Linked DNA regions of Homo sapiens: region 1 is linked to region 2. The links are chromatin loops, found by intact Hi-C in ENCODE. Cell type or tissue: endothelial cell of umbilical vein. All regions are shown on one strand. Links, peaks and the distances in the headings refer to the core of each region. The heading gives the core; the rest is flanking DNA.

Region 1 (2,912 bases), core at 211-2,710, 340 kb before region 2:
TAGCTGGAATTACAGGCACACGCCACTTCACTCAGCTAATTTTTTGTATTTTTGAATAGAGACAGGGTTTCACCATGTTGGGCAGGCTGGTCTTGAACTCTTGACCTCAGGTAATCTGCCCTCCTCGGCCTCCCAAAGTGCTAGGATTACAGGCGTGAGCCACCACGCCTGGCCCATCCCTGTTTTTGGTGTGGCTATGGGAGGTGCTGGCAGGAAACTGCAGGATGAGGGGAACATTAGGTTGGGAGGTTACCCCTCTGCTCCCTCTCTGCCAAACCACACACGAATGCTGTGGTCCTTCCCCAAAGGCCACAGCTCTCGTGCAGGTAGTCGCACCCTCCCTTTGCCACCTCAGGACTGGGGGAGCTAAGTGCTCCCCACAGCCATTGGCCCCAGGTGCTTCCCTGCTTCCTATTGTCTTCCTAACCCTGTCCTTATCTTCAAAAATTATCCTTTTGTCAGTGAAAAGAGTCAAACCCTGTAATATACTTTAGAGGTTTATTGTGCATCAAATATTAGTGACCAAGGCCTGACCCTGTCCTTATCTATTGTCTTCCTATTGTCTTCCTAACCCTGTCCTTATCTTCAAAAATTATCCTTTTGTCAGTGAAAAGAGTCAAACCCTGTAATATATTTTAGAGGTTTATTGTGCATCAAATATTAGTGACCAAGGCCTGAGGCACAGTCTGAAGAGGCCCTGAGTAGGTGCCCAGGCTGTTGGGCCACAGCTTGGTTTTATACATTTTAGGGAGACATGATCAATACATATGGGGTATGCATTGGTTTGGTTCAAAAGGCGGGACAACTCTAAGTTGGGCGGGGTGAGCTTACAGGTCATAGGTGGATTCAAAGAGTTTCTGGCTGACAATTGGTTGAAAGAATTGTTATTATGATCTAAAGTCCTGGAATCAACAGAAAGGAGTGTCAGGTTCAAGATAAGGGATTGTGGAGACTGCGGTTCTTGTTATGTACATGAAGCCTCATGCGTGGCTGCCCTTAGAGACTCTAGTTGACAAGTGTTTGCTATTCAGATCTCTAAAAGATGTTGGACTCTCAGTTAATCTCTTCAGGACTGGGAGAGACTGGAAGGGGAAAAGATCTAGTTATAGTAATAGATATTCTTTACAGATGCAATCCCCTTGCCCCACCTACCGCCACTGAACAGCTATGCAGGCCATTTAAAAATATGACAAAGAAACATATTCAGGGATAAATTATTTTGATTTCCTTCGTTTTTCTGTCTGGCATGTGGTATTGTGCCAGAGTCAACATTGGAAAGCAGGCCACATTATATAGGGTTAAATGAAACTCCTCTGATGAGATTTTATGGTTTGTAGGGTATGACTCTCCAGTCCCCTTAGATAGGAATTTGGGCAAGAGAAGAAAAAGATCAGAGTTTAGTCCTCACTTTATTACATTCTACATTTGAGGGTGCTCTCCTTCTCCTTTCTGCCTGATAATTGAGTAAGTATATTTCACAATTAAAAAAAAAAAAAAAAACAGCAACAACAAAAAACCCCAAACCAAAATACAGTTTGAAAACTCTCAGGACCTTTGGCCAGCTGTGGCCTGGGCACCACTGTGTCTTTGCCATTTCATCTTTTTAAACTCCCCATTAGTAGGGTTGTGGGAGAGGAAATTGGAGGAATTTGTACCAAGTAAGGTGATCAGGCAATTAATTTATGGCCTATGCATACAGATTTCTGGAACATGTAATATTCCCATCAAGAATATTCTGTCTCACTGTAGCCACAAGTATTCTCATGTACTAGTGCCAAGCTCACAAGTTCCATACACCTCTCCCTGTAATGAAAGATTCTTAAGAGAGGTGCCGTACCCAGACCATTTCTGGGAAACTGGGCACACAGATTTCAGCACCTAGAAAAGTACTGGGCATATCACGGGCACTCAATAGTTATTTGTAGATTAATGAATATATTCTGGGATATATCTACAACCCACTATGGTTGGCATGTGAGGTGGAGTCAGAGACCTCGAGCTTCCCCAGTGCAAACTGTGCCCCTTGTCTCCACGTCTTTGTGTGCAGGACTCATCTGTAGAATCAAAGTATCAATCTTTGGTAGATACTGGCAGAAGCATCCAATTGGGTTTCTGATTTTAAATAGTCTTTTCTAAGGGAATATGCCATGCATTCTTGGGGTTACCATTGCATTGCAAACCCCCAATTCTAGCTTCTGAACTGACTAAAAGAAAAAAGAATGAGGGGACTTTAAATCTCTGCACCTAACTCTACTAGCTCACAGCTGAAAAACCTTGATCACAAGTTGCCCACAGGATGACTCACACTGAAATGAGAGCCTTTTCCCTGCACCATGTGTTTTTGTAATGCTAATTGAATGTGAGGGAACTACCTAAGGACAAGGCTAGCTTTTCAGGTGAAGTCTTTGGTTAGTCTGGCCTGGTAATGACGAACTAGCAGTTCTTAGGACCAACCCTCAATGCAGGAGGCTACTTTGTTCATGTGGTTTGGCTCCCTAAACTAATGAAACTGCTGGCAGAGAAAGGGGAAGAAAGGCCTGAACCCACGAGCAAAAACTAGATGTGGTCCAACCCTGCTCAGTGATGTTTGGGTTTTACAGATTAATTCTGCAGCTATTAAAAATTATCATGATCAAAATTCCCACAGGATAAACAGGACTTTACTACTGAGCATTTGAAAGTCTCTAGGCCTGAATCCCCTTCCTTCTCCAACTGAAGCTCGTCTTTATGGGTACTTTTGTAACAAGACTTCTTAAGAACATATATACTATATTTTAAGCAGAACAAACTGTGGTCAACCAAGAGCCTTGGGAAAGCTACCCTCTACCTACCCTCTACCTACCCTCTACCATTTTCCTCAGCTTGCTAGAATCAGCAGAAGGACCTTCCTAGTCAGGTGTGACAGCCTCATT
Region 2 (2,912 bases), core at 141-2,640:
TCAGACTAGAAATGGATACCTCTTCTCCTCGTTTCTCTTCTGTTGTTCAGAACTAAAGCTTAAGCGGGTGGGGCTGAATCGTAAAGGCTTCTGTGAATGTTGGTAATAGAGGGTGAAATGATGCTGCAGGAGGGGAAGGGAAGGACAAAAGTCAGCAAAAAGCCAGGTATTGAGACAGCCATCACCTGAGGATCTGCCTCCCAATGGGCAAGTCTGCCCCTCAAAGACTATGAGGCAGTGATGATACTGACCCCTGAACTCCAGGACCCCATTGTTCTTCAAAGGAAGATGCAAGGCTGGCCCCTCCCCCAGCTGCTGAAGACCATGCTGAGGGGCCCAAGGGAAGAGGAGGCCAGTGGCTGAGCATTGTAGAGCAGTGGGTAGGGAGGGACCTTTGGTCTGCACCAACAATGTGACTGTAACGCTCACTTGCACAAGTGTGACTCAATTCATGCTCTCATGAAACTGTGCTTTAGGCATGAAGCTGGGGGCCTATTTTGAGACATCAGCTGCACAAACTTTAACCTGTGGCTTTATACTGAGAGAGGTAGTGTAGGGCTTGCAGCCTCTGGTCCCAGGAGAAGATAAAGGAGACTCGAGCAGTTGTCAGAACCTATGGTGCTCTCTCTCTCTCTCGTTACCTCTCGCTCTCTCTTGCTCTCTGTCTCCATTTGTTGCCACAGACCACCGGGCTCAGATGAGAGTCTCTCAACAGATGCAGGGAAGAGAGCAGCTGTTCACGGCAGTGGCCCTCCTAGTGCTTTGAGACTCCTCACAGCCCCACAAGGTTCCTTTGGGCCCTCTCAGAAGTCTGGCCACCCAGCATGAAAATCTCCCAAGTCAGAGCCTCAAGTTTTAAAGAAAGAAATTTACAGATGTGCAAAGAGAAAAGAAAAGGGGCTGTTTGGTCCCTAGCAGAGGACCGATTTTATTGGGAATTGTTTGACCAAGGAAACATGAACCAAACATACCACCAAGGAAAACATACTGCCAAGGAAAAATGAACCAAACATACCACCAGCACCCTAGAAACAGACTTTTTTTAATCTTCGTATCAACAAGATTTCGGCCTTCAATCATCTCAAATTAAATGGAACCTAAGCAGCAGGAGTTACTGTAGTTACGTAGGGGAAAGACAGGAGACAGGGGAAAAAAAAAGCTTTGCATCACGTGACTTTTATGCTGCAGAAACTTAATGAGAAACACACCACATTTCCAGAACCCTCTTTCTAGTCAGGGCTCCCGCTGAGATAAAAGGTCACAAGAAGAGAAGGAGGGAGAGGGAGGGAGCGCCGGCGTGGAGCAGGGAGGCACTTTTACTGCAAAGTCGGGCCCAAATTTCATACAAGCTGCTATCGGGTCTGATAGTCTAGACTGATTATCTTCTTTGAATGCCAGATGTGAAGGGCTTGTATAAAAGAACTGCAAACATTACCCATTTAAAAACAAATCGACCCAAGCTGCATTCACTGCGCAAAGGAGAACTTTCCATCCCAGACTCTGCAGAGAGAGCCAAGCAGCCGGGCCAGGAGACCTGGCCTAGGCGGTGCGTCCCGCTGCTGCCCCCTGCAGGCCATGAGCCTCAGGCTGGCCAGAAAGCAAGCCAAGTCCGGGGGCCAATGGCTCAGCCAGGCCTCTGCTCATCAGTGGAGACTTTTTCTGTCCATCCAGCTCAGGGTGGCAGGAGAATGCTCCTCTACAAGGTGCCAGGCTATAGCTGGAAGACTGAGCTGGGCCTGGGCCTCAGCGTTACACATTGTCCCGTTCAACCATTAACCCTGCAAGGTAGAGACGTCAATCCCTTTCACAGGTGAAAAATTGAGAAGTTAAGAGATTTACCCATTGGATGCAACTGGCTTATCCAGTTTTGGTATTGGACACTGGTGCTCCTTCCATGGCCCTATGTGCGGTTGGCCATCAACACCAAGATCCTCTCCTCAGGGAAGATGGAATGATAGAACTGCAGCTCCAGTACCCAAACTGGACCATACCAGCCCAGAAGACACCCGGCCCATAGGGCCAAGCTAGGAGTAGGGCGGCAGGAGGTATCTTCCCATCCCTCAAGCTGGGTGTGGTCCTGGATCAGGGGTCTTTACCCCTGCTGGGCAGTTAGGAGAGGCTTCTTGATCCCAGGCCCCTGCAGAGTACCAGGCCCTGAGCCAGGGCTCAGGAAAATTTGTAGAGCGAGAAACATCCTGATCACACTATGGCCTCTGGAATCTCCTGATGGCCCTGCATTTCTCCACCAGCCCTGGCCGCTTTGGGTTGTGTCTCCGCACACAGGGACTGACTCTGTAAACACCATGCCAACATAACCTCTGACCAGGCACTTCCCATTTGGCCGCAGCTACAACTCAGTGCCAGACACTCAGGATCAGTGACCTTCAGAGGGGGCTGGGCATGCAAGGGCCTTCCAAGTGATCTGTGTTTAATCTAGTGTGAAGGACCTCCAGCCTTGCTGCTACAGGCAAGGCCAGCGCTCATCTGGGCCCTCTGGCCTGCCTAGTCCTGGCTGTCACAGGAACGACCAGACACTCCTGAGGGCGTTTGGTTTTCTGCCAGCGTTGTTAGTTTAAGACTCTGTAGTGTACCTTTGGGTTTTCCTTCCTTTTCTGAACCCTCCTAAGTGGCCCACTTACCTCTCAAGCAAGGCAAAGCTGCTTTGCTGTCTTCCACCTCTGGAGTTTTTTTTGTTTTTTGTTTTTTGTTTTTAAGACAGAATCTCATTCTGTCACCCAGGCTGGAGTGCAGTGGCGCAACCTCAGCTCACTGCAACCTCTGCCTCCCAGGTTCAAGAGATTCTCCTGCCTCAGTCTCCCAAGTAGCTGGGATTATAGGCATGTGCCACCATGCCCAGGTAATTTTTGTATTTTTAGTAGAAACGGGGTTTCACCATATTAGTCAGGCTGGTC

What was found. Hi-C counts contacts between places; a loop is a spot of excess contacts. Peaks named below come from ENCODE experiments on the same cell type or tissue, not always from the same donor. Only the 100,000 strongest peaks of a DNase experiment are listed, where the experiment ranks them.
Region 1: a loop joins it to region 2, with 11 times the contacts of the local background. A loop is called at or near these places in 3 of 110 quality-filtered maps.

The regions. Positions count from the first base shown.
Region 1 is chr3:40,919,709-40,922,620 of GRCh38, reverse strand. No RefSeq gene overlaps it. Among named protein-coding and RNA genes, the nearest start is that of CTNNB1, 280 kb to the left of the region's middle. RefSeq lists an enhancer at 2,105-2,654. In endothelial cell of umbilical vein, for the core only: a CTCF peak has its summit at 1,188; a DNase peak (open chromatin) is centred at 1,200.
Region 2 is chr3:40,583,378-40,586,289 of GRCh38, reverse strand. No RefSeq gene overlaps it. Among named protein-coding and RNA genes, the nearest start is that of ZNF621, 60 kb to the right of the region's middle. RefSeq lists an enhancer at 1,832-2,332. In endothelial cell of umbilical vein, for the core only: a CTCF peak has its summit at 1,572 (motif pointing left); a DNase peak (open chromatin) is centred at 1,549.